5 separate regions of the Homo sapiens genome follow, and regions 2, 3, 4 and 5 are each linked to region 1. A link is a contact called in ENCODE Hi-C or POLR2A ChIA-PET data. All regions are on one chromosome and are shown on one strand. Each heading gives the region's core, a stretch centred on a gene start or an enhancer-like site at or near the end of the contact. The rest is flanking DNA. Distances are from core to core; before and after follow the strand shown.

Region 1 (5,086 bases), core at 1,310-3,809:
CCTGAAGCAATCACCAAATGTTCCCATCACCCAAGAATAGAGAGCTAATGGTGACAACTAACCCATATAGAGCACTGAAAGGAGCCAGGCTCTGTCTGCCCTTTCCTGCATAGTAACCTTGTAACAGCACTACAAGGTAGGTACTGTTATTATCTCCATTTTACAAATAAGAAAACTGGAGCACAGGCTGGGCGCGGTGGCTCACGCCTGTAATCCCACTACTTTGGGAGGCGGAGGTGGGTGCATCACTTGAGGTCAGGAGTTCAAGACCAGCCTGGTCAACATGGGGAAACCCCATCTCTACTAAAAGCATGAAAAAATTAGCCTGGCGTGGTGGTATACATCTGTAATCCCAGCTACTTCGGAGGCTGAGGCAGGATAATCGCTTGAACCCGAAAGGTTGAGGTTGCAGTTAGCTGAGATAGAGCCTCTGCACTCAGGCCTGGGTGACAGAATGAGACTCTGTCAGGAAGGAAGGTGACAGAATGAGACTCCGTCAGGAGGGAGGGAGGGAGGGAGAGAAAAGAGGGAGGGAGACTGGAGCACAGAGAAGTTAAGTGACTTGTCCAAGAAGGGAGGGAGGGAGGGAGAGAGGGAGACCGGAGCACAGAGAAGTGACTTGTCCAGGAAGGAAGGAAGGAAGGCAGGAAGGAAGGAAGGGAGGGAGGGAAGGAAGGAAGGGAGGGAGGGAGGGAGGGAAAAGAGGGAAGGAGACTGGAGCACAGAGAAGTTAAGTGACTTGTCCAAGAAGGAAGGGAGGGAGGGAGACTGAAGCACAGAGAAGTGACTTGTCCAGGAAGGAAGGAAGGCAGGAAGGAAGGGAGGGGCGGAGGGAGGGAACTGGAGCACAGAGAACTGATTTGTCCAAGGTCACCCAGCAGAAGGAAGGGAGGAAGGAAGGGAGGAAGGAAGGGAGGGAGGGAGACTGGAGCACAGAGAAGTTAAGTGACTTGTCCAAGACGGACGGACACGGACGGAAGGAAGGAACAAAGAAGGAGGGAGGGAGGGAGGGAGGGAACTGGAGTACAGATAACTGACTTGTGGAAGGAAGGACGGAAGGAAGGAGAGAGGGAACGAAGGAAGGAGAGAGGGAAGGAAGGAAGGAAGGAGAGAGAGGGAAGGAAGGAAGGAGAGAGGGAGAGAGGGAGGGAAGGGAGGGAACTGGAGCACAGAGAACTGACTTGTCCAAGGTCACCCAGCCAGGATTTGAGTCCAGAATGTGAGTGCCCTTAGCCATTACACTGAATTGCCTCCCAGCTGAGAACTTTTAACAAATGTATCAGGACATACACAACTGGATGCTACAAGGTGGTTTTCGGCCAACTTTCCCCTTTAAACACATGCATCAATTTCAAACTATTTATATGATAAAAAATGCTTACACCTTTATCGATCTCGTTTTTAAAATGGTATGGCTTTTCAGGACTATCTTTCACAATCGTTAAAGGGAAATTCGCTTTGTTAATATGAAAAAAAAATCAAATATCTGTTTCATGAGTTGTCAGTGGCCAACGCTGTTTAGACTACGGCTTGAACGCATCACCCCTTAAAGATCATCTTGTGGCCTTGGGCAAATTGCTTAGCCTTCTTTGTTTCTCCAGCGGCAAAGTGGATATAACAATAGTACCATCTCCTAAAGTGGTGAGGATTAGCTGATATTATCCATATAAATTGTTATGCACAGTACCTGACACAGAGCGAGTGCCCAATAAATGTCTTTCACTATTTAGGTCCTGGGTTCTCTCATTTCCAGAGTGCAAGTCCTCCAGCAACCACAGAAACGCTTTCTAGAGTCGCTGCCCACTCCTTAAAAACATTTGTCCCTACTTCGCACAGAGCATAGTGATACCACAAACAGGCTTCCCTGGACCCCAGCCCTGGGGGTGGCTATATCACCTCGCTCAGGCCCAGGAAGAGAGAGCCGGCTCTGGTCTCCCACCCGGCAGCAGCACAAAACTTAACCAGGATTTCTCACTTCGGTCAACTCTTGAATCACCGCGCCCAGTCTGGCTGGCTCGGCAGCAGATGGAATGAGGGCGCCGGCGCCAGGAAGTGGCGCTCACCCACCTGCCCAGCCCGAGGTGGGCACTCCTCCTTCACAGCATCCCCGGGGACCTCGTCCCTCCACCGCGGAACGCCCCAGAGGACCGACCTAATAGTGCCACAGGGTGGGTTTCCCCCCAAATCCTCCAAAATACATCGCCACGATTTCGAAACGGGAGCCGAGGGAGACGCACCAAGTGCTTCCCGACGCCAGGTGAAGCGCACCATACCTGGTGTGCGTGTTGAGCCCCGAACCGAAGTCCGTGCGGCCGCCACCTCTGCCTCCCTGCTGGGGGCCTCAGAGAGTGTGCTCCTTGTCCACGTGCGCGCAGGGCCCGCAGCCGCCCCCACGCCCCAGCGGAGCTGCAGCACGCCCCTTCCACTCACCAGGTGAAGAGTTTGCCTTTTATCCTGCGCAGCAGGCTGGAGAACTCGGCCGCCGCTCCCTCCGCGAGGGGCTCTGGGGCGCCGGGGCCCGCTGGCGAGTCTGCCTCCATCGGCGCCCTTGCGCGTCTCCGGCGCCCAAAACCCCCGAAGTGCCGGGTCCCGGAAGACGGGAGGCGGTGCCTGTGCGGCCGGCTGGGGCTCCGCTCTGGCCCTGCGCTCCCTCCCTCGCTCGCTTGCTCGCGTCCCTCTCGCTCCTCCGCTCGGCTCCTTCAGCGACCAATCATTAACTGTCAAGCCCTAAGGGCCAGACAATACATTTGCAGATTACAACCTGGCACCTCCAGGGTGGCAGGAGGAGAAAGGGCAATTTTTTTTTCGTCTTGGCAGCCGAGCCTTATTGTTGAGCGGCACCCAGTGTGCCTTCAGGTTTTTAGGGTTCCTTGTTTGAAATCACAAGATACAGTGACACGAGGTTATTGTAGGTGATTCCTAAGCTAAGAAGCGGTGAGTGAGCAGTGAGTTAGAAGCAGTGAGTGAGCCGGGACTCTCCTAACTGGAAGGACTGGCTGACCCCTCCTCTTCCCTCCCACTCTCCCTCCCTCTGGCTGATTTGTACAAAATCGCTTCATTAAAATAACTGAAGGCTGGCAGGGCGCGTTGGCTCACACCTGTAATCCCAACGCTTTGGGAGGCCGAGACGGGTGGATCACCTGAGGTCAGGAGTTCGAGACCAGACTGGGAAATATGGTGAAACCCCGTCTCTACTAAAAATACAAAAATTAGCCGGGCGTGGTGACGGGTGCCTGTAGTCCCAGCTACTCGAGAGGCTGAGGCAGGAGAATCGCTTGAACCCAGGAGGCGGCGGTTGTGAGCCAAGATCGCGCCTTTGCACTCCAGCCTGGGCAACAGAGGGAGACGTCGTCTTAAAAAAAAAAAAAAAAAAAAAAAAAACCTGAAGGCGCTTCAGGTCTGTGTCGCTTTTCCCTGCAAAACATGGGTAAGATCCTAAAAAGATCTTGGAAACGTGCCTTTGTGGCGTGGATGGAGGCGTGGCTCATTCCTCGCGGTGTGTTGGTTTTGTCTTTCAGTATTCAGTTGTCTCCGCCGTGCCAGGGAGAGAGACGGTGCCAACCCCCGGCGCTCGGCTTGGATGCCCTGCCCTGGCCACGCCTTCCGAGGCTTCCACGGGCTAAAGAGGGATTAAGAGACACTAAGCTGGGGTCGAAAAGTTCCTGTCACTGACCCCCTGCTTCCGGAAAGGAGGAGATCCAGAAAACAAAAGAAAAGGTGTTGGGACCTTTTATTTTTTCCTGGCCACCTGCTTTGGGGGTTGGGGTGGGTCAAAATAAACGTAGGTTCAAATAGACAGGCTGTGCAGACGAGCTGGCAATTCTGTAAGAGGAGTCTAAGAAAAAAAACAGCTTTCGAAAATGAAATATTACTTCAGGAACCCCAAGTTTAGCAGCTGCAGGAACCTCAAAAAAACCTTTGAAACTAAGAACGTGGTCATCCGTAGAGACTAATTAAGTATTATAATACAAGCATATTATGAAACAAGAGGACATTAGAAGCACATTTAAGATGTCACTTTTGTAAAGTAAACAACTCATTTAACCCTGCATATTGACAACGTTGAATTCTACCTGAGCCCTGTGCTCCTGGAAAGTAATGACAATTAAGAAACCTTCCTAGGCCGGGCGCGGTGGCTGACGCCTGTAATCCCAGTGCTTTGGGAGACCGAAGCGGGCGGATTACTCCTGAGGTCAGGAGTTCGAGACCAGCCTGACCAACATGGCGAAATCCCGTCTCTACTAAAACTACAAAAATTAGCCCGGCGTTTTGGTGTGTGCCTGTAATCCCAGCTACTTGGGAGGCTAAGGCAGGAGAACCACTTGAACCCGGGAGGCAGAGGTTGCAGTGAGCCAAAATCGTGCCACTGCACTTCAGCCTGGGCAACAGAGTAAGACTGTCTCAAAAAAAAAAGAAAGAAAGAGAGAAAGAGAGAAAGAAAGAAAGAGAAAAGAAAAGAAGCCTCCCACCTTTTTTTTTTTAATCAAAGATTTTGGTTGAATTTCTCTTCCTCCCTCATACCTCTGAACTTTCACCCACCCTGACCCTGAGCCGCAGGTAACCCCTCCTTAATAGCCCCTCCTGAGAAGTTGGCCTCAGGGTGAAACATTCTCTAATCTATTATCCAGTGGAGAGCCACCTTTTCATTCCACTTCCCACCAGTAGGGAATAGGCCCCCTCCTACTGCAGGAACCCTTCCCCACAGTCCCCACCCATCCCCATTTGCAATAATCCCTACAAATAAAGTCTCTCCTTAACCAAATTTGATTTTTTATTTGCAATATATACAGTAGTCACCTCCTTACCTGAGGTTTTGATTTCCACGGTTTTAGTTACCACAGCCAATTACCCTCTGAAAATAGGTGACTAGAGTATAGTAAGATATTTTGAGAGAGAGACCACATTCACATAACTTTTATTACAGTATATTGTTATAATTGTTCTATTTTATTATGAGTTGTTAATTTCTTACTGTGCCAATTTTATAAATTAAATTTTATTATAGGTATGTGTAGGAAAAAAGTATATACTGTATAGGGCTAAATACTCTCTGCAGTTTCAGACACCCACCGGGGGTCTTGAAACA
Region 2 (5,086 bases), core at 1,264-3,763, 810 kb after region 1:
AGGATTTCCTAAAATATTTGTTGGTCTTTGGTTATTCGCCCATATTTAAGAATAAGGCTGAGTAGAAATGAGTGAATGGAGGGCTTATTAACTGATAAGTTTCACTAAAGAGCAATGGGGTGGTTAGTGAGTTGTCATTTATTTGGCTGCTGCCAAAATGTCTTTTTTCTTTCTCTCTCTTTTTGTTTTTGTTTTTGTTTTTTTTTTTTTGAGACAGAGTCTGGCTCTGTCACCCAGCCTGGAGTGCAGTGGCAGTATCAGGGCTTACTGCAGCCTTGACTTCTGTAGGCTCAAGTGAACTTCCTGCCTTGGCCCCCTAGTTTCTGGGACTACAGGTGTGTGCAACCAAGCTCGGCTAATTTTTTTGAATTTTGGTACAGGCAAGGTCTCACTATGTTGCCCAGGCTGGTCTCGAACTTCCGGGTTCAAGCAATCCTCCCACCTTGGCCTCAGAAAGTGCTGGGATTATAGCTATGAGCCACCGTGCCTGGCCCCTAGATGTTATTGAGGTCTTTCTCTTGGACATTCAGTTTTCCTAGAGTTGAACCTTCCAGTTTCTTGCCTGGGGCGCATATATGCCTGACTCCTACAGTTTTAGGAAAAAAGTGAGTTATAGCTGAGGGCCTTATCGTTCTGTAGGTATGCATATGTGGTATACATATGTAGTAAAATACACATCACATAAAATTTACCATTTTAGCCATTTGTAAGTATACAATTCAGTTGCATTAATTACATTCTCATTGTTGTGCAACCAATCTGCAGAACTCTTTTCATCTTACCAAACTGGAACTCTGCACTGATTAAACAGTAACCCCCTGGTTGCCTGAGTCCCTGGCAACCACAAGTCTACTTTCTCTATTATTTTGACAACTCTAAGTTTCTCATATAAATAGAACCATATATAGTATTTGTCCTTTTGTGACTGGCTTATTTCACTTAGCTTAATATTCTTAAAGTTTATCCACGTTGTGGCATGTGTCAGAAATTCCTTCTTTATGAAGGCTGAATAATATTCCATTTTAGGTACATATTATGTTTTGTTTACTCATTCATCAGTTGATAGACACCTGGGTTGCTTCCACATTTTAGCTATAGTGCTGTGGTGAACACGGTATGCAAATATCTGAGACCCTGCTTTCGATTATTTTGGCTATGCATACCCAGAAGTGAAATTGCTGGCTCACGTGGAGTTCTATTTTTAATTTTTTGAGGATGTATATACACTTTCATGTAATCACTCCTTATTGAGCTTTACTGTCTACCACATCTAGTGTTCCTGAGTGTGGAAATTCTCTTGTTCACCTCCTGTCCTCACTCCCTTCCAATAAGCCATGTCTTGTTTGGAGGATGGGCATAGAGTTGAGAGTAGTGATCTGGATATGTGGGGTTGGAAAGGAAATTTGAGAGCCCAAAATTCTGCCTGTGAACTTTGAACTCAATTTTCCAATCTCCTTTGCTACAGCTAAGCTCTCCCACCCACATCCGGTGTTTTCCTGGAGGCTGTAGGTAAATGTGTCAAAAAATTCAATTCATTGAAAGCCAGTTCACTTAAATGTCCAACTTGCAATAACTTTTCTATTACCTCCTTTTTTTTTTTTTTTTGACGGAGTTTCACTCTTTCACCCAGGCTGTGGTGAAGTGGGGCGATCTTGGCTCACTATAACCTCCGCCCCCGGGGTTCAAGCGATTCTCCTGCCTCAGCCTCCCAAGTAGCTAGGATTATAGGTGTGCACCACCACGCCTGGCTAATTTTTGTATTTTTAGCAGAGACAGGGCATCACCATATTGGCCAGGCTGGTCTCGACCTCCTGACCTCAGGTGATCCACCCACCTCGACCTCCCAAATTGCTGGAATTACAGGCGTGAGCCACCGTGCCCGGCCTCTATTACCTACCTCCTTACGTTTAGTTATCATTTTGTCTCCATAAAAGCATTTTAAGGCAAATTCAATTTGATTCCGTTCCAGTTTCCTTGCTGTTGCAGCTAGAGTCTGAGGGGCCCAGAGGAAAAGGAAAACCCAGAGGGGCATAAGAAGAATATAGAATATTCATTTTTATTCCTGAGGAAGTACAACCACCATGGATGGAAATCAGAAGTCACTAACTAGCTGTTTACTTCTGGGCAAATCTTTTGGCTCGTTGGCCCGAAAAGTGCAAAACGAGGGTCACAATTTTCATTCACAGATTGTATGTGTTTACACACATACTCACGAACGCTTAGCAAAGTTGAACCTGGAGCAAATGTGTTAATAGCCCTTAAAGGGTCAGTGTATGACGTCACCATAGTAACAACAACAGTGCGCATGCGTTTTTTTTTAAAGAGCCGGCGTGCTCCCGGCTCGGCTCAGCTCGCCCCCTTCCGTGGAGTGCTGCGCCCCCGTTTCCCCAGGCTGCCCCTCCCAGCAGGAGCCAATTCGCCAATCACAGCCCTCCTTTTCCTGACGTCATTGGCGCGTGCCCCGGTTTCAAAAGCTCGGGGGCGGGCTTCTGAGTTCGCGCATGCGCCTCTGTGCGTTTGTCCCATGCTGGTTCCGTGAGTCTGGCCTTAGGTGTCTCGTGTCTGGGGTTGATCCGAGCTGTCGCCGCCGCCGCCGCAATGGGCAAAACGGCCAACTCTCCGGGTTCGGGAGCCCGACCCGACCCGGTGCGGAGCTTCAATCGCTGGAAGAAAAAACACAGCCATAGGCAGAACAAAAAGAAGCAGTTGAGGAAGCAACTGAAGAAACCCGAATGGCAGGTCGAGCGCGAGAGTATCAGCCGCCTCATGCAGAACTATGAAAAGGTGAGGCCGGCGCTGGGGAGGGGGCTCGGGCCGGCCAGCAGCGGGGCAGCGTCTCACTGCGGCGAGGAGTTGCAGAGTGGAGGCGGCGGATCTGTCACCGGGACCCGGCCGGGAATGAGAGGTCACGCCGGGTGCCACAGCTCAAACCTCTGCACCGTTCTGGCCACTCTTCTGCTTGCCACACTGTTCCTAAAAAAATAATAGAAATGCGGCCGTACCTAAGGGTAGGGAGACTAATGCTGTAATAGCTACAGTCATATTCATATTAATAATACTGATGACAATAGTGGTAATAATGACACCTACATTTTTAAGCACTCACCATGTGCTTACAGTAATTGTTTGACTTGATCTGAGGTATGGATATTAATAATCCTATTTAACAGATGAGATAATTGAGGTTCTAAGAGGAATGAAACTTGTCCGAATCTTTCACGCTTAGTAGGTGGTGTGGAATTGGAAGCTAGATCCATGTCTTTCTAATCCCAAAGCCTTTGCTTTTAACCATGAAGCCAGACTGCATCCCTCAACATCATCTATGCTCCTTCCTGTGGCCACCTCATTTTCTCCACAGGCTTCATGTCCCCATCCAAGAATTGGCCTAGAAAAGCTGGACCGCTGGTCTGTTTCTGTCACCTATCATCCCCACATTGTAGCTGGTGTTCCCAGATGAGTATACCTGTAATGATCACTTTGACCTCCTGACTTCTTCCCCCAACCTCCAGACTCCACAGGTCTGTCAATTCCTCTTTTCCCTTTCCCTAAATCCCATGTTTGTTGGTCTTCACCCACATCTTTCAGCTTCTCAGCCCCCTTCTAGTGCAGTACAATCAGGGATTTAACAGATGGAACATTCTTGTAACTAAGGTTGCCATTGTAACAAATTACCACAAACTTGGCGGCTTAAAACAACAGAGATCTTGAGGTCAGGAGTTCGAGACCAGCCTGACCAACATGGTGAAACCCCGCCTCTACTAAAAATACAAAAAAATTAGCTGGGCCTAGTGGTGGGTGCCTGTAATCCCAGCTACTCGGGAGGCTGAGGCAAGAGAATCGCTTGAACCCGGGAGGCAGAGGTTGCAGTGAGCCCAGATCGCACCATTGCACTCCAGACTGGGTGACATGAGTGAGACTCTGTCTTAAACAAACAAACAAAAAAGCCCAGCAACAACAGAGATTTACCTTGTCACAGTTCTGGAGGCCATACGTCTGAAATCAGTTTCACTGGGCCAAAATCAAGGTGTCAGCAGGGACTTGCTCCCTCCAGAGGTTCTAGGGGAGAATCTGTTTCCTGCCTCTTGTAGCTTCTGGTGGCTGCTGGCATTCCTTGGCCTGTGGCTGCATAACTCCAGTCTCTGCCTTCTCCTGTGTCAGTCTATCTCTGTTCCTCTGTTATAAGGGCGCTTACGATTGCGTTTAGGGCCTACACAGATAATCCAGGATAATCACCCCATCCCAAGATCTTTAATTTAATCACATCTGAAAAGTCACTTTTGCCATGTAAGGTAACATTCATCCCTTCCAGAAGTTAATACATGGACATGAGTTGGGATCATTTTCAGCACCACATCCTAGCTCCACCATCTCAGCAGACCGTAGAGCTAGAAACCTAGGAGCAGTCTTAGCTACTTCTCTCTTACCTACTCTTATATCCAGTCGGTCACACTGCTGATCTGTTCTGCTTACATTTTTCAAATGCTTCTTCATCCCTACTGCATTGTCTTCAGTCCCCATCATCTCTTGCCTGGATTACTATAGTAAATATTGCTTTCAACAGGGATCAGCAAACTTTCTCTGTAAATGATAGTGAATGTTTTCAGCTTTGTAGTCCTAAGGGTGGAACTACTCAATTGTTCCCTTGTAATACAAAAGCTGCCATAGAAATACTTAAATGAATGGGTGTTGTTTTTCAGTAAAACTTTAATTAGTGAAACAGGTGGCTGATGGGCTTTGTCCCCTAGGCCTTAAACCTTTTAATTTGTCCTCTGTACTTCTGCTAGAATGATTCTTTCCAAGATGAAGATCTAATCATTTTACTGCCGATTAGAACCCTTCCTTGGCTCACAGTTACTTTTAGAAAAATTGTCAAATACAGCGTGTCAACATGTTCTAGTCTGCTGCAGAGTAAGTTATTTGTGGTCAGGCTGACCTGGTTTAAATCTCACTCTTCAGGTATTGGCTAGCCAGGTTTCTTCATCCCTCTAAGTCTCAGTTTCTTCTTTCAAAAAACCGAAGTTATTAGCCACCCAGAGTGTTGTAAGGCCCAAATGAGATAATGTGTATACACCAAGTGGTACATGAT
Region 3 (5,086 bases), core at 1,760-4,259, 730 kb after region 1:
ACCTGAGCCTCCTGAGTAGCTAGTACTGCAAGTATGTGCCACAATATCAGGCTAAATTTATTTTTAATTTTTATTGTAGAGACATGGTCTCTCTGTGTTGGTCAGGCTGGTCTCAAACTCTTGGCCTCAAGCGATCCTTTTGCCTCAGTCTCCCAAAGCACTGGGATTACAGGCGTGAGCCACCGGGCCCAGCCCCAACTATAGGGTGCCTGTATTTCTTCTTAGTTGTCTTGCAGATACCTCAAGCCTATCATAGATATAAATGAACTCATCAGCCATTCCCCAACCTGCTAAATTTCTAAACTTCCCCATTTGGACCCTTATTGTTCTAGTCAAGAGGTCTTGAAGCTCTTTCTCAATACAGTAAAAAGGCTTCCCTGAGTCTCTCAGACAGGCCTGTTGAAGCATCTCTTTTTTGTTGTTGTTCACATATGCCAAGCCAGAACAGAATGAAATTATACTCTTGAGTTATAAGTCATGTGTCCTGATTTTTGATTTGGAAAATATGATCACACATATCAAGAAAATGAGCAGAAGAGGCAGCCAAGTTGCCATGTTGTCTCAGGCCCTTTCTGCATGCCAATATCTGATACTGAAATTAATACATGTGAGCCTGAAGTGGGTAAGCAGAACAATCCCATGGAGCCTGCAAGCCAGACATGGGTATTTGATAGTGGAAGTGGGGAATTAATCAAAGGAAAAGACAGTACTAGAAATCATTGCCTTGGGTATTTGGTCCACACATCTACTTTCCTTAAATGATTTTTGTATTTTAATGGTGATATTTTTCAAATTGTTTGGGCAATTAAATACTTTTAATAATTAGTATAATACAGTATCGATTTTGTCTTAGCATTATGGCTTTTTCTGTTGATGCTTCCATTAGAATATGAGTGCCATGAAATTAGAAAATGTGTTTTGACCTTCCTTCTAATGCCCAGCCCAATGGCTTTGTGTAGATACACGTGCTTTGTGTAGATCTATGTGGAGATCCAGTTCCCTCTAAAGTCAACTGCAGTGGGCATCGTGAGTTGCAATAGAGAAAACACAATAAGGCAAGCAAGCATCAGGTCAAAAATAAAAAGTCAAGATAACATCTTAAATGAAAGCTTCTCTCCTTGTTATTTTCTAACTCTCCCCTCAATTTCCCCAAATATACAATGGATCACTTAAGAAGCCCCATCCTCTTCAGAGACAAGAAACATTTCCAATAACACACACTGAGAATAACCGCAGTTTCTTAGTGCCTTTGGAATATGCACTGAAATTCCGTGCAGTTCTGAAATTCTTCTTCTGAAAGTTGGGTGTGCCTTGTGCGGTGCATGTGCATATGTGTAGGTACATTATGCACGTGGGTGTGTGTGGGTGTGGCATACTGTTCTCCTGAAGGCACACTTTCTACACTGTTCAGGGGAGGGGAATGATAAAGCCACTTTTTCTCAAGGCAGATGGTATGAAATCCATATTCCCCAACCTCAAATATTCCTTCATCCCTCAAAGAGTCATGTTTAGGGGAGAAGGGTGAAGTCAGGGCATTGGGCTTAGTGTATTCTAATTCTTTCTACAAAGACCAACTAGATTTTCCAATTTGAAGAGGGTCCCTGGAGGGTTTCTTTTGTCGGCGGTGGGGGACAGGCAATTCTAGAAAGAATTGGGAACCTGGAACTCGCATTAGCAAGCAGTTGATCATAAAACAAAATGACTTGCTAAATTCCAATCAATGGCACACAGTGTGGTCTGAGAGTGATGTCCTGAATTCCCTTCCACAGTTATCTAGAGAAGGACTTAGATGGATATATTCCAATATTGGCGAGAGAGTCCCTTTAATTCATTCCAGCACTTATCCCACACTTCCCCAGCAGAAAAACTGGTTAATGTACATCCTGGGTAATTATCTGTGTCTCTGGATTTCATTCTTTAGTAACTAATCCCTCACCTACAACAGTGTATAGTAAGGTCAAGGATGAAATTTCTCAGAAACTCGCTCCCCACAGCACCACGCACAAGAAGACCCACCCATTCCAGCCAACCCCGTGTGTCCAAGTCCCATTCGCCCACATAAGCCTCTATTTGACAAATTCCTCGAGCTCCTACCCTTGGGGTGGGGACCTTTCGCCTCCCGTGAGGTGCCGGCTCTCCCGTGCTTCGCTGACTGCCCGCATTGGGTGGGGAGATTCGCCTCTGGTGCCGAGGGAAAACTGCGTTAGGCGAGGGTGGAAGCTCTGTCGGACCCGTGCGAGCACGTGGGTGCGCGCGGGCCGCGGAGTGAGCAGCAGCCAGGATTCCTCTCCAGATCGCGCCCCCGCCGCATTTCATTGCCTGAAACGGCCCACGCCCCGCGATGGCCCAGCAGACACCCGGCACAGCACAGCGTCACTGCGCGGCCCCCGCAGCGCACGGACCCCCCCACCCTGCCCGACCCCAGACCCGCAGCCGAGCCCGTCTGGTATGTGGTGGGTGGAGAGGGTACCAACTAAGCATCCCAAAGTCCTTCAGGGAGCAACTCCGCGCAGTTTTCTCTTCCCGACCCGCAGCCTCCGCAGCAGCCGCTCGGAGCACCCCCGGGCAGGTGCCCCGCGCGAGCTCAGCGCCTTCCCCGCGGATCCCCGGCCCCTGCGGGACCCAGGCCCAGGACAAAAGAAATGAATTTGCTCTGTACCTGATCCTGTCCTTCTCGGCCCTCTGTAACTCCTCATTCCTTTCCAGCACCTGAAGGATCTTCCTGGCCTCTTCGTCATTTAAGAAACTGAAATCAAACGCCGGAGGAACTTTCGTCATTTTCTTTACTGTGTGTGAGTTACACTTAAGCTCCTTGGCGCCTCCTGTTAGGAAGGCATTTTTCAACCTGTACAAGACCAGTTTCACGAACTTGATCCCACAGCCAATAATAAGTCCGCCCCTTTGAAAGTCTAAAACCACAAACCTAGGGAACGCCCACACCTGAAGGGCTCATATTGACAATACCTTAATGACATGTTTCTCTCAACCTGTCCAACCGAGATGCAAAGTGAACGGCTAAAGGGAGAGAGGGAACCAATCCCGTTCCAAGGGGGCGGGCCCTCCCTTGTCCCCTCCCTCGTCCCCTCCCTCGTCTCGTCCCGTCCCTCGTCCCCTCCCTCGTCCCCTCCGGTCACCCTCCCCGCCCCCTATCTGAGTTGTTAAGCAAACAAGCCTACATAATTCTGCCTCTTAAGTGAGGCAAGGCTAAGTGTTGGCGCCAAAGTATTTGCTTTTGCTGTTGCTGTTTGCTCGCAGAACTTGAGCTTGATTAGTAAAGGAGTGAAAAAGGAGATTCATGACTAATCCTCCCTTTCAATAATTAAGAGCCCATAGAAAATAGAATTGCAAGTAGGGTTTGTAACTGGCAAAAGGGTTACTTATCTGAAAGACCAGGAAGAACTAAACTCAATTACACTACTGACTGTGGATGAACCTGGCTGAAGGGCGGAAATTAGTGTATCCTTGGAAACGAATTATTTGCCAAGCCTCTCATCCCACAGACACCCCCACCTCCACTGTCCCACAAAAGTCATTCTTAGACTTTAGAAACAAACAAACAAACAAACAAAACCGTTTATGGTATTTTAGGAGAAGACAGCCCAGAAGCAAAGGACTGTAGAAAACACCTGTTAGAAGTTTTCTGTAAGATTTTATTATCATCTTAATAAACTCAGAGAAGTAATACACATGCCATTTAAAAATACCTAATCCTCTGGTGAAAGCAAATGGTAATCCTATGAAGCCACAGAAATAGCTTTCCTAGAAAGTCAATTGTTCCACAATGCAATGAAGAATAATAGAAACTTATAAAGATATTCACATATATACTTTTTTTTTAATTATCAAGGCTTTTACAGAAAACATGTTTTTATCTTGGCTTCACTTCCTACCCAAAAATAACTCTGTCAGATTGACTTTCCTGCCCCATAGCCTTAATTTGGTCATTTTGAAGATGGTGGTGATGATTACTAACATATAAAATGTACTTCTACATATATCATTTCTTTTCATGGCACATAAACCCAATTAAAATTTTGTATCTGTACAAGAACATGATATCAAAAATTGCCACTTGTGTTTTGTTCTCTGGGCTACCCCATTTGATCATCATTATTTAAAACATGCCTAGGCAGCTAGCCATTCAGATAACTTTCTGTGGGTGTCTGTTATTTGTGTGAACCAGGAACCAATTTTGTTCACCCATGGTGTACACAATACAGAACTCCTTTATAAATAGTGTCTGTATTAATGATCCTGTTTTGGGAGTATGTCTTGTATATGGTGTCCAGTTTTTCTAGTGTGTTCATTTATTCAGCATACACATGGGACTTTTCAATATGGTCACTGGTGGGATTTTACACTGTTTCCAGTATATCAGTGAACTGATTTCAACCAACGTATCCTGGTGCCTATTACATGAAGGCATCACACACTGTGAACAACACAGTCCTTGTCTTTAGAAAGTTTGTAATCCAGTGGGAGAGATACACAAATAGAAAGATGACTATGTAAAAAAGAACATAATAGAGGAATAAAGAAAATTCCATGAGCACACAGAAAAGTTAGTGCCAACTGAGTGGATGGAGAGAGGATACGGTATTTAGGTTGCTGCATGAAGAGTCAGATTTCAAGAGGAAGAAATAGGGGGTGGTGGGAGGAGATGTGTGAGTCTATTCTAGGCAAGGGGATCAGCGTGCTGAATAGCAGAAGTACAGTCTAGGAATCTTCTCATATTCCCTCAACCTCTTTAATGGCCAGACTGAACAAAAGCTTGGAAGCTAGAAAACACTGGAGCATGTTCATGGATTGTTAAGTGATCTGTTTTGGCAGAGCATGTAGTCTCCACAGGGGTAAAATCTTCCTCTTTTTATGTAGAAAGCACAAATCTACACATGATACACAGATACACAGTATATCTGAAGTATTAACATTGCACAAGGGAGGTGATTGTGAAAAAAGTTCTAAAAAGGTGCATTGTGGGGACAGTAGTGAGAAAGAGGTTTAGAAACACTGGGCTAGTGCTCAGAGCACAGTGAGCTGAAAGGTAGGCTGAGCTCTGACTATGAATGCCATGTGATGAAATCTA
Region 4 (5,086 bases), core at 877-3,376, 640 kb after region 1:
CTGCAGTAGCTATGACTGTACCACTGCACTGCATCCTGGGTGACAAAGACCTTGTCTCTTAAAAAAAAAAAAGGAGGAGGGGGGTTGGAGAAAAATCAAAATAATAATATTCTGTGACTTATGGAAAACTATATGAAATTGAAATTTCAGTGGCCATAAAAAGTTTTATTGTAACATAAACGGGTTTGTTATATGTCCATGGCTACAAAGCACAGCTGAATAAATGTGAGAGATGATATCACCTACAAAGCCTAAATTATTTACTATCTGGCCCTTTAAAGAAAAAGTTTGTGAAACCCTGATATACACACATGCGTTTCTGTCAATAGAGTCGGAATTATTTTACCTAAATGCATATCATGCATATGAAACCAGTTGTCTGAGTATTTAGGGTCTAACTGGTAGACACGTTATCAAAGCAATGCCCAAAGACAACTTCAGGAGTGGTGTTCTGAATCAAATGTAGAAAACAAGCCACTGAGGTAGTTAAGGGAGAGGCAGATTCTTGCCTCAGCTCAAATTTCTCCAGTGGCTCTCTTTTATCTAGTTATAAAGTCATTTGCTTGGCATTCAAGGCGCTTGAAGACCAGAGGCTACAATCAACCAGGCTTTTCCGCTCAGTATCATTAAATTACAGTACTTATTTTCCCGAACACCACGGTCTCCTACGCCTCTGTGCTTCTGCACATGCCATGGCGTCCTTCTATATGCCTGCCCAGCAAACCTTCTCATCCTTCAAGTCTCTGCTCCTGAAATCTTCCTGGATTTCTCCAGTCTCTGGCAGTGCTTCAATGTTGCCACTGCACTCTGTACATACCTTCAATTATCTTGTACAGTGATCAGTTATTTGCATGTCTTTGACCAACAGACTGTAAGTTCCTTGATGGTCAGGCATTGTCTTTTCATCCTTAGATTCCCAGCAGAATTACCAAACACAGAAGTAGACATCAAAGAAGTATTTCTTGAATGAATGAAATTTTAAAAATCATTAAATCTAAAAGTGAATTATGTTTGGTTCCTAAATTCTCTGCTTTGCCCAGCTGTCAAGACCCCCTTACCCCTTTCCCAAGTTGGGACACACTTCTGGCAGCTATGTTCCCAGCTGGACTAGCAGGGGCAGAGGCACTGGTTTATTCTAATTGTCTCTTCGCTGATACAACAAGGTGCTAGTTGGCCAGAGCCCCAAATTATACATTAGCAAATCCTGACTGACAACAGCGTGAAACCAGCAGGACAAGTTTTAAGAAGTTGCAAAGGTTAAGACGTGAAGGACAACGTGGGAGGAGGACCGGGCAGAAAGGGATTCAGGACGAGATCCATCTCACCCTCCGTGGAGGGAAAACCGAATGATTTCTACTGAGTTTCCCTAGTTCCTGTAATCTGCTTTCAAAAACTCAGAACTAAAAAGGAAACAAAAAACTAACACGTAAACCCCTCCTCCTTCCTACGGCTCTGACATTTCCTCTGCGTAGGATTTCGTTGCTCCAAACCCACCAGGCCTAAGCCATGTAATCCGACGCGATCCGTCGGCTTGATGACTCACCACTGGAAAGCGCTCCCTGCAATCCCTCACAGTTCAGACAACTAAGTCCGAGATGGAAGGCAACGTGTGACTCACGGCACACTCCTTGTAACGCCCGGGCGCCGTCCATTCGCAACATCAGTCCCTGCACATTAAATGCGGAAGGGCCCTTCAAGTTCATTCATTCATTCATTCCACAAACTTTCGTGGTGATTTTTGCCCGCTTTGAGTATGGGCGGGAGGAGGGAAGAGGAGCTGACCAGACCCAAAAAGGGGCGACACACGCCGGGGAGGGACGCCACGCAGGCCGCGGGCGGACTCCCGGGCGGCGGGGACGCGCGGGGACCCGGCCGCGGGACGAGGGAGGCCGGCGGCTGGACACTACCTGCGGGAGAGCGAGTGAGGTTCTGGCCCTCCGAGTTGACCGCCTGCAGGTAGAAATAGCGGACCGGCAGGACGACGGCCGCCTGCAGCCCGGGCCCCCACACCAGGCTCCGCGGCGCGCTGACCAGCACCTCCGGGGCCCCCGCGGCCACCAGCAGGGCGAGGCGCAGCTGCAGCAGCAGGGCCCGCGGGAGGCGGCGCATGGTCGGCGGGGCACAACTGCGGTCCAGCTCCGCGGCGGCGAGGAGGGGCCGGCAGCGCCGCGGACCGGGCGGGGACTGGGGCCCACCGCGGGGCGGGTCTTTCGGGCGGGAAAGATTGCGGCGCAGGCTCCCTTTCCCGCCCGCTGTCCCGCCTCGTCTCCCTCGGGCGGGAACGCGAGCCAGTGCCGCAATCACCCACTGCGCGCCCTGTAGGGGTCGACGATGGGTGCGCCCCTTCCTCCCCGCAGCCCCATAGGCCCCGTGGAGGAAAGGGGTGGAGAGGCCCGCCCAGAGACCGAGGCTGCGAGTGTGCGCTGGCTGTTGATTGCCAAGGCTTCAGGCACGCCTGGCCTCCACTTCCAGTGGTCTTTCCCTTTCTTTTTCTTCCTTCCTTTCCTTCTTTCTTCTCTTTTCTTTCTCTGTTTTTATACAGACAAGGGGGCTGGCTCTGTCGCCTAGGCTGGAGTGCAATGGCGCGACCACAGCTCACTGCAGCCTGGAACTCGTGGGCTCAGGAGATCCTCCCGCCTCAGCCTCCCGAGTAGCTGGGACTGACTGTAGGCACACGACACCACGCTGGCTAATTTAATTTATTATTATTATTATTATTATTATTATTATTATTATTATTACTATTACTATTTGTAGAGACGGGGTCTCCCTATGTTGCCCAAGGTGGTCTTGAACTCCTGGTTTCAAGCAATCCGCCCGCCTCGGCTTCCCAAAGTGCCGGGATTACAGGCATGAGCCACCGGGTCCGCCGCTCAGGTGTTTTTAAAGGACGTAGACCCGGTGGTGATTGTTGTGGGACGATGAAAGGGTCCGGCCCCAAGATCGATGTAGTTTAGGGAAATATCTTTTCCCAAGGAATGTCTCCGAGTTTACAAGATGAGCGCCAAGGTCACGCCCCCCGCCCTCCCTCACAGCCCTCTGTTCACAGCAGCACCGTTCTCTTGTGGCCGGTTTTGTTGCTTTTCTGCTTAGCAGCCTCCCTCACAGAACCGTGATCCCCCCACCCCACACATCCCTTTCCCCGCTTCCTCCCGCACTCCTCTTCTTCCAGCAGGTGTTTACAGAACATCCACGGAGTTTGGGCCAAGCCCAGAGTGAGGAGCTGGGCACTGGGGTGGCAGAAGACCAGGCCTTGCCTTGAGCCCTTGTGCGAGCTTTACCTCAAAGCCTCTGTAATCGAAGTGGGAGAAGGGGTGGTGGTGCGTGGTTGGTCTCAGCCACCTCCACCACTCCTCAGAAGATGAACGCTGGATCCAGGAAGAGATTGTCAAGGTTACTATCTGCCTCTCTTTTTTGATCATTTTATCCAATTTGTTAATGGATACAAATTTGTTAATGGATTGTTAATAGATCTGAATTTATTTAAAGCCAATAAAGATTCTCCTCTGGCTGAATGATCCAGAAGGAACTCACACCCCAGAATGGACACAGGATTTCTGCACCCTCTTGGGGGAACTTAATGCCCAAAACATCAGAGCCAGGCACTGGACAAGCCTTTGTCCGCCTCACGGCTTTAACCGTGCTACTCAGCATTCTTGCTGTGACCAAGTTTTACCAGGGCAAAATCTTTCCCACATTTTCACACTTCTCTTGACCTATTTTAGTAATGCTAAGCAGTGGTTATGGACAGTATTCTTTGTACTTTGGAAAGGTTTCAGGAACTGGTAGTCAGTTGCCGGTAAATTTTAGGGCTAAAGTGTAACATTACTTGGTATTACTTTCACTGATAAATTTTATTTTGTGGGGATGTCTCCTTGCTTTAAATAGAAAGCTTTGCTCTGTTCCAACTATCGCTTAAAAAAATTGTATGGAACACATTTTGCTCACACTCTTTCAAAATCTGACTTAAAACAATTTCCAGAGAAATAATCTGAGGTTTAGCCGGTACTGGATTATAGTAAAACATGGCCTAATAAATTACATAACATTTGGGTTAACACCCAGTATTTTTTTTTTTTTGAGAACACGTCAGGGAAGCCATATAATTGTACCTGAACACACTAGCGTTTAGCAATACTAAGCCTGCACCAACCTGTTTTCTTTCTCATCTTAACCTGTCTCCAAAGAGTATATCTCTTCAGAGCAACCAGTGCTTTGACCAGACTCTTTATCATTAATCAAATTTCATTCATTCAACACATATTTATTAAATGCCCACCATATTTTAGATATTGTATTTTGACTTCAAAGTGCCTGTAGTTTAGTGGAGAAGAAAGACTAAGAGGCAATGTAAATAGCGTATAGGTGTTAAAATATGGGCCTCAAGAACTGCATGGTCTAGGATTTTATCCCACTTACAAACTAACAAGTTGGCCTGTTACTGTTTCATGGATGCTGTCAAAAGATACAACACTCCTGTATCAAAGAACTTTATTATTCACTGCAAAAGCAGTAGCCAGAGCTTTATGTTGGTTTGCTTTTTGTTCCTAAGCCTCCCAAGCCCTGTGGGGACAGTGCACACAGACTATGATGGATGCCTGAAGTGGGTTGCATTACAAGAGAGGAGCACTGAGCTAAAGGAATTTGCCTCTTTTAGGCTACACAGAATTAAGCCTGCTCTTTGAAGGTGGGGAGATGTTATCTCATCCCTCAAACGTTGCTTGCTACAAACACCGCCCAGAGAAATGGACTGATAAAGAGCTGGACATTGGAGTGGCAGAACAGCAAGAATGATCAGAGAAGTTCAAGGGCCATGGCAGAGAGCCTTTTCCAACATAGTACAGTGTACTTATACACTACATATGAAGGCCAGCTAATCTAGTCTTGGGAGAACCAAGAGAGGCTTCTGAAAGAGATGACATCTATGCCGAACCTTGAAGGTCAAACAGGAATCAGCCACATAAAGAGAAGGAGGAGAGCATTCTGGATAGCAGGAACATCATGTATAAAACTTTGAAGTAAACGATACACTCCGAGAAGTTTTTCATTCCCTTTCACATTCATCTCCATATTGAACTCCAATCTC
Region 5 (5,086 bases), core at 731-3,230, 610 kb after region 1:
GTAAGCAGGGAAGGAAGTTTGGGTTGGGTTGAGGAAGTGGGAAAGTTGAGACAGTAAGTACAGTAGTAATTCTTTGGAGTGCTGTAAGGGAGCAGAAAAATGGGGTGTAGCTAGAGAGTGAGAATGGATTAAAGGTTTTTTTTTAAAAAAAAAAGGCTGGGCGCGGTGGCTCACGCCTGTAATCCCAGCACTTTGGGAGGCCAAGGTGGGCGGATCATCTGAGGTTGGGAGTTTGAGACCAGCCTGACCAAAATGGAGAAATCCCGTCTCTACTAAAAATACAAAATTAGCTGGGTGTGGTGGCGCATGCCTGTAATCCCAGCTACTCAGGAAGGCTGAGGCAGGAGAATTGCTTGAACCTGGCAGGCGGAGGTTGCGGTGAGTCGAGATCATGCCACTACTCCAGCCTGGGCAACAAGAGTGAAACTCGGTCTAAAAAAAAAAAAAAACAACAACAACAACAAAAAACGACAGATTCTAAAGCATGTTAAAATGTACCATCCAGTAGTGAGGGAGAAATTAAAGTGACGGAGAACTTAAAGGGGCAAAAAAAGGGATAAGTTAAATGGTAAAACCTTTGAGTAGGTGTAAGAGGACACCATCTGGAGCAGAAAGGAGGGTGGGACCGTTGCTGGCTTTAGATAAGAAATAAGATCGACTTTATATGGTTATTATGATGCTCCAGATAAAATAACCATTGTGAAAACCCTTCATAAGTTTTAAGATACTAAAATGTACTACCAGGCCGGGTCTGGTGGCTCAGGCCTGTAATCCTAACATTTTGGGAGGCCAAGGTGGGCAGATCACCTTAAGTCAGGGGTTTGAGACCAGCCTGGCCAATATGGTGAAACCCTGTCTCTAGTAAAAATACAAAAATAAACTGGGTGTGGTGGCGCACACTTGCAGTCACAGCTACTCGGAAGGCTGAGGCAGGAGAATAACTTGAACCCAGGAGGCAGAGGTTGCAGTGAACTGAGATCACGCCACTGCACTCAGCCTGGGCAACACAGCGAGATGCCTTCTCAAAAACAAACAACAACAAAAAACTAACCAAATAAAATGTACTATCAAACAACTGCTCAGGCAATGAAGTATTTTACTACACCCATGTGCCACTTGTAGATTCACAGATAAGTATTTTCCAAGCTTATTATATCCCTAATCAATAAAATTTTTTATCATAATAGATGATGTTTTCACTTATTTATTTTTACGCTTCGTGGAAAAAAGCCCACAAGACGTGTTTGGATTCTTGGTTTCACTTTTAAAGCAGCAAACAATCTTTACTTTGCTTGAATTGGAACCTGTATACGTCCTATTTTGTTTCCTCTACTAAATTTATTGAATAAACAAATGATTCGCGTGGCCTTTATAAGTTTCGTAATTTCGCTTTTCCTTTTTACCTGTGGTCCTTGATGCTAGGGGCAGGAGAAGAAAAACTAACCTATTCTTTAAAAACGCGTTTCCCTTTTCCATCTCTAAAAAAACTGAAAAGACGTAAAACAAATGGGAGGGGGCAAAGGAAAGAAATGAGGAAAAATCTAAGGAAGATTAATGTGTACTTCCCGGTCAGCGGGAAGGTGGACGGAGTAATATCTTTGCGGAGGATTGGGGTGTGGGGATCTGTGAAGGCGCAGTATGAGCAGTAAGGACTTGTCAACCAGCCCGACGCAACTTCACCGAGGGCGAGGAAAGGAGCTCTGAGGAAGGGGTTACTCCCGGGCAGGACTGTAAACCAGCTGGAGGCCTCGCTGGGAGGGCTTTAGAGGAATGAAACGTCCTTAAGAGGGGCGGATGGGGAATGGTATCAAGGGTATGGGTTCTTTAGGGCCTTGAAACAACGAAGGCTCAAACCAGTGGGCACAAAGGCTACCGGAACAGTAGTACGCGCTGAGAGAAGGGACACTATTCCCTTCACCTACCAATCGCTGCTGGCCCGGGCGCCGCTGGACTCCTAGGTAACGTCGCAGGCGGAAATGACGTAACTCAATCCGTTCTGTCCCGCCCCATTGCCCTCCTAGCCCCGCCTTCTAGGCCCCGCCTTTCCTCTATTCGCGCTCTGACAAAGTGCAGGGGATATAGACCAACCGCTTGTGAAGGCTGCTGGTTCTGTTAGAAGCCCGCTTTCGATTGTCAGTGGCTTTGAGGCAAAGGATTTTGGAAGGGAAAGCAAAGTGATTGTCTACGAAGTTGGGCTTAGTATATAATAAAGCCCAGTCATTTCAACCAAGAACCTTAAAGATGTTGAGAAATATAATGAAATATTTTCTATTAATTTTTGTAAAATTTTTCTTGAGATAGGGTCTCAATCTGTGGCCGAGGCTGGAGTGCAGTGGCGCGATCTCGGCTCACTGCAGCCTGGAACTCCCCTGGCTCAGGTGATTCTCCCACGTCAGCCTCCCGAGTAGCTGGGACCGTAGGAGTGCACCACCACGCCAGGCTCATTTTTCTATTTTTATTAATAGTGGCGACAGGGTTTCTCCATGTTGTCCAGGCTGGTCTTGAACTCCTGGGCTCCAGCGATCCCCCCCTACCCCATCTCCCGCCTTGGCCTCCCAAAGTGCTAGGATTACAGGCGTGAACCACCGCGCCCGGCCTATTTAATTAGTTTAATTTATTCATTTGAAAATGAGACAACTGATCCTTCTAGCTATTTGACAGGTCTTGCTCAAGGTCAAAGAATACGTGACTTGCAGTCCAATGTTATTTCTAAATGTAAGCTCTTCAGCTGGTTAAGCTAAACTGCTTTAAGTGAAAACAGACGACCTCTTGAATGAGTTTTCAAATGACCTTAAATAATGCAAGCACTGCTTATCTAAAGCAAGTCTGACTTGCTTGAATTCTGAGTCTGACACTTTGGCAGTGCTTTAGTTGGTCACAGATTATTGCAATGTGAAAAAATCTTGTTCAGAACTGCCCAGTTTTGCTATGTTCGTCCTATGTTCATGCATGGAATATAATTTGTTTGTAAGGAAGATAAACTTTTAAGGAGGGAAAAGAAACACCTGAAGAGAAATTTCCCTGTATAATGAAAACATTTGTACAGAAAAAATTCTTGGTAGGTTAATTCAGTGACTCACTGAACTTCCAGAGTTCTTTAAAATCATCACAATCATAAGCAAGGGGTGAGCTTCAGTTCCTCTTTATGTAGTTGCCTTGATGCATTAATACACAGTAGTTATGAACAATAAACTGTAAAAATATAGTCATGGAAACATTATGTATATCTTAATTTTCAATCTAATAGAAACTGGGTTAAAAAATTTAAATTCAGGCCAGGTGTGGTGGCTCACACCTGTAATCCCAGCACTTTGGGAGGCTGAGGTGGGCGGATCACTTGAGGTCAGGAGTTCAAGACCAGCCTGGACAACATGGTGAAACCCCCTCTCTACTAAAAATACAAAAATTAGCCCAGCCTCCCAAGTAGCTGGGACTACAGGCGCCCTCCATGATACCCGGCTAATTTTTTGTATGTTTAGTAGAGACGGGGTTTTACTGTGTTAGCCAGGATGGTCTCAATCTCCTGGTGGCGCGCTGCCTGTAGTCCCAGCTACTCAGGAAGCTGAGGCAGGAGAATTGATAGAACCCGGGAGGCAGAGGTTGGTTGCAGTGAGCCGAGATAGCGCCATTGCACTTCAGCCTGGCAACACAGCAAGATTCCCTCTAAAAAAAAAAAAAAATTAAATTCAAAATTACACAACAATGTGAATGTACTTAAGTCCACTGAATTGTACAATTGAAACTAGTTAGAAGGATAAATTTATGTATATTTTACCACAATTTAAAAATTTTAAATTAAAAAACTGCAAAACTAAGCCAGTAAATAATTTAGAACAAAAATTCCTAAATGTACTGGATGAAATATAAAAATAAATTTAAGGTATACTGCTGTTTAGATATTATTTTTATTAGGTTGGTGCAAAAGTAATTGCGGTTTTTGTCATTAAACATACATAATTAAACATAATGGCAAAAACCGCGATTACTTTTGCATCAACCTAATAAACTGCATATTTTTAATGTAGTGCTTATCTGAATTATTTTAAAAAGTATTTACAATAGTTACTGTTGAGTACTTATGTTACCTCTAACCTGATCCACAAGAATTCAGCAATTTCTACATAACAGGCTAGAACATTTTCTTATTGCTCTAATACATGTAAAAATTGTTCAGTTCTTTAAAAGTATCTTTCTTTAAAGTAGCCACAAGGGATCATTAAGACTAGAAACTGTCAAGTGTTAGGTTTATTCATTTATATGTACCTGCTTAAATCTAGGAACAGTTTACTAAGACGCAGAACTCAGAAGAACTTCTGGGTGGTTTCACAGAAATCGTTCCTTCCTTCCTTCTCTCTTCCCCTCTCCACTTATTCTCTTCCTCTTCTTTTTCTCTCTTCTTTGTCTTACTACTATTATACAATATATCATATTATATTTATGAAATTAATATTCTTGCTTTCCACTTACAAGGCAAAGATTTTTCTTTATAAACCATGTGAAGACAAGAGATAAGGAAACAAAAATGAATTGGCATGAGGAAAGGGGAAATATCTGTAGTGCCGAGGGAGAAGAGTCACAATTACATGCCATTTTGCCTAGGGAGAAGAGTCACAATTATATGCCATTTCTTTCCTCTCTGCTTTGGCACTGGAGCAAACTCCAACAATAGGGGACTCCAAGGCTGTCTCCCGGATGTGAGCATGGAATCTTTTATAATTGTGGAAAATATGTCATGTAGTAGAAAACCACAATGTCACACATGAGGAGTGGGTGTGGGTCAAAGGCACAGGTCCTGCAGTGGTCCTAAAGGAGGCCAGAGGGACCTCCAACCAGGCATCAATCCTCTTGTTGAGGCTTAGCAGTTTGAAGAGGCTAGAGGAAGGGAGTTGGCACCTTTAGCTAATTCTTGGCTGAGAAATCTGTCCTCTTCACTACAGTGACTCTTGTTATGCCAGGGGACTGTTTGTCTTCTGTGTACCCTTGTTGTATTTTCTTTTTCTTTTTTTTTTTTTGTTTTTGAGATGGAGTCTCGCTCTGTTGCCCGGGCTGAAGTGCAGTGGCAGGATCTCAGCTCACTGCAAGCTCT

What was found. Hi-C counts contacts between places; a loop is a spot of excess contacts on that map. ChIA-PET counts read pairs that join two places held with the same protein, here RNA polymerase II (POLR2A). Pooled maps may share reads with other maps.
Region 2: a loop to region 1 is called in a map of B cell, with 15 times the contacts of the local background. The contact joins the promoter of DDX10 here to the promoter of SLC35F2 in region 1. A Hi-C loop is called at or near these places in 3 of 168 maps with a recorded cell type or tissue (B cell, OCI-LY7 and naive thymus-derived CD4-positive, alpha-beta T cell), 10 of 37 single-sample maps with no recorded cell type and 13 of 50 pooled maps. POLR2A ChIA-PET finds 5 or more read pairs at or near these places in 3 of 52 experiments (BJ, activated naive CD4-positive, alpha-beta T cell and endothelial cell of umbilical vein).
Region 3: a loop to region 1 is called in a map of naive thymus-derived CD4-positive, alpha-beta T cell, with 11 times the contacts of the local background. The contact joins the promoter of EXPH5 here to the promoter of SLC35F2 in region 1. A Hi-C loop is called at or near these places in 2 of 168 maps with a recorded cell type or tissue (CD4-positive, alpha-beta memory T cell and naive thymus-derived CD4-positive, alpha-beta T cell) and 9 of 50 pooled maps. POLR2A ChIA-PET finds 5 or more read pairs at or near these places in 2 of 52 experiments (K562 and activated T-cell).
Region 4: a pooled map shows a loop between it and region 1 (13-fold over the local background). The contact joins the promoter of POGLUT3 here to the promoter of SLC35F2 in region 1. A Hi-C loop is called at or near these places in 1 of 168 maps with a recorded cell type or tissue (naive thymus-derived CD4-positive, alpha-beta T cell) and 8 of 50 pooled maps. POLR2A ChIA-PET finds 5 or more read pairs at or near these places in 1 of 52 experiments (OCI-LY7).
Region 5: a map of OCI-LY7 shows a loop between it and region 1 (4-fold over the local background). The contact joins the promoter of C11orf65 here to the promoter of SLC35F2 in region 1. A Hi-C loop is called at or near these places in 2 of 168 maps with a recorded cell type or tissue (OCI-LY7 and naive thymus-derived CD4-positive, alpha-beta T cell), 2 of 37 single-sample maps with no recorded cell type and 13 of 50 pooled maps.

The regions. Positions count from the first base shown.
Region 1 is chr11:107,856,228-107,861,313 of GRCh38, forward strand. It overlaps SLC35F2 (solute carrier family 35 member F2), which reads right to left and starts at 2,560. Exons shown (of 8, transcript NM_017515.5): 1 at 2,431-2,560. The coding sequence starts at 2,540. LOC124902746 (a long non-coding RNA gene) reads left to right here and starts at 3,003. Exons shown (of 2, transcript XR_007062876.1): 1 at 3,003-3,427; 2 at 3,519-4,762. RefSeq lists an enhancer at 2,086-2,155 and a silencer at 2,376-2,685.
Region 2 is chr11:108,662,556-108,667,641 of GRCh38, forward strand. DDX10 (DEAD-box helicase 10) reads left to right here and starts at 2,514. Exons shown (of 18, transcript NM_004398.4): 1 at 2,514-2,784. The coding sequence starts at 2,599.
Region 3 is chr11:108,590,759-108,595,844 of GRCh38, forward strand. EXPH5 (exophilin 5) reads right to left here and starts at 3,010. Exons shown (of 6, transcript NM_015065.3): 1 at 2,660-3,010. The coding sequence starts at 2,778. RefSeq lists silencers at 2,487-2,546, 2,827-2,876, 2,897-3,196.
Region 4 is chr11:108,496,258-108,501,343 of GRCh38, forward strand. It overlaps POGLUT3 (protein O-glucosyltransferase 3), which reads right to left and starts at 2,127. Exons shown (of 8, transcript NM_153705.5): 1 at 1,908-2,127. The coding sequence starts at 2,109. LOC112267909 (a long non-coding RNA gene) reads left to right here and starts at 2,804. Exons shown (of 3, transcript XR_007062880.1): 1 at 2,804-3,393. RefSeq lists a silencer at 1,760-2,279.
Region 5 is chr11:108,465,549-108,470,634 of GRCh38, forward strand. C11orf65 (chromosome 11 open reading frame 65) reads right to left here and starts at 1,981. Exons shown (of 9, transcript NM_152587.5): 1 at 1,923-1,981. RefSeq lists a silencer at 1-168, enhancers at 1,200-2,052, 1,993-2,137 and a cis regulatory region at 2,065.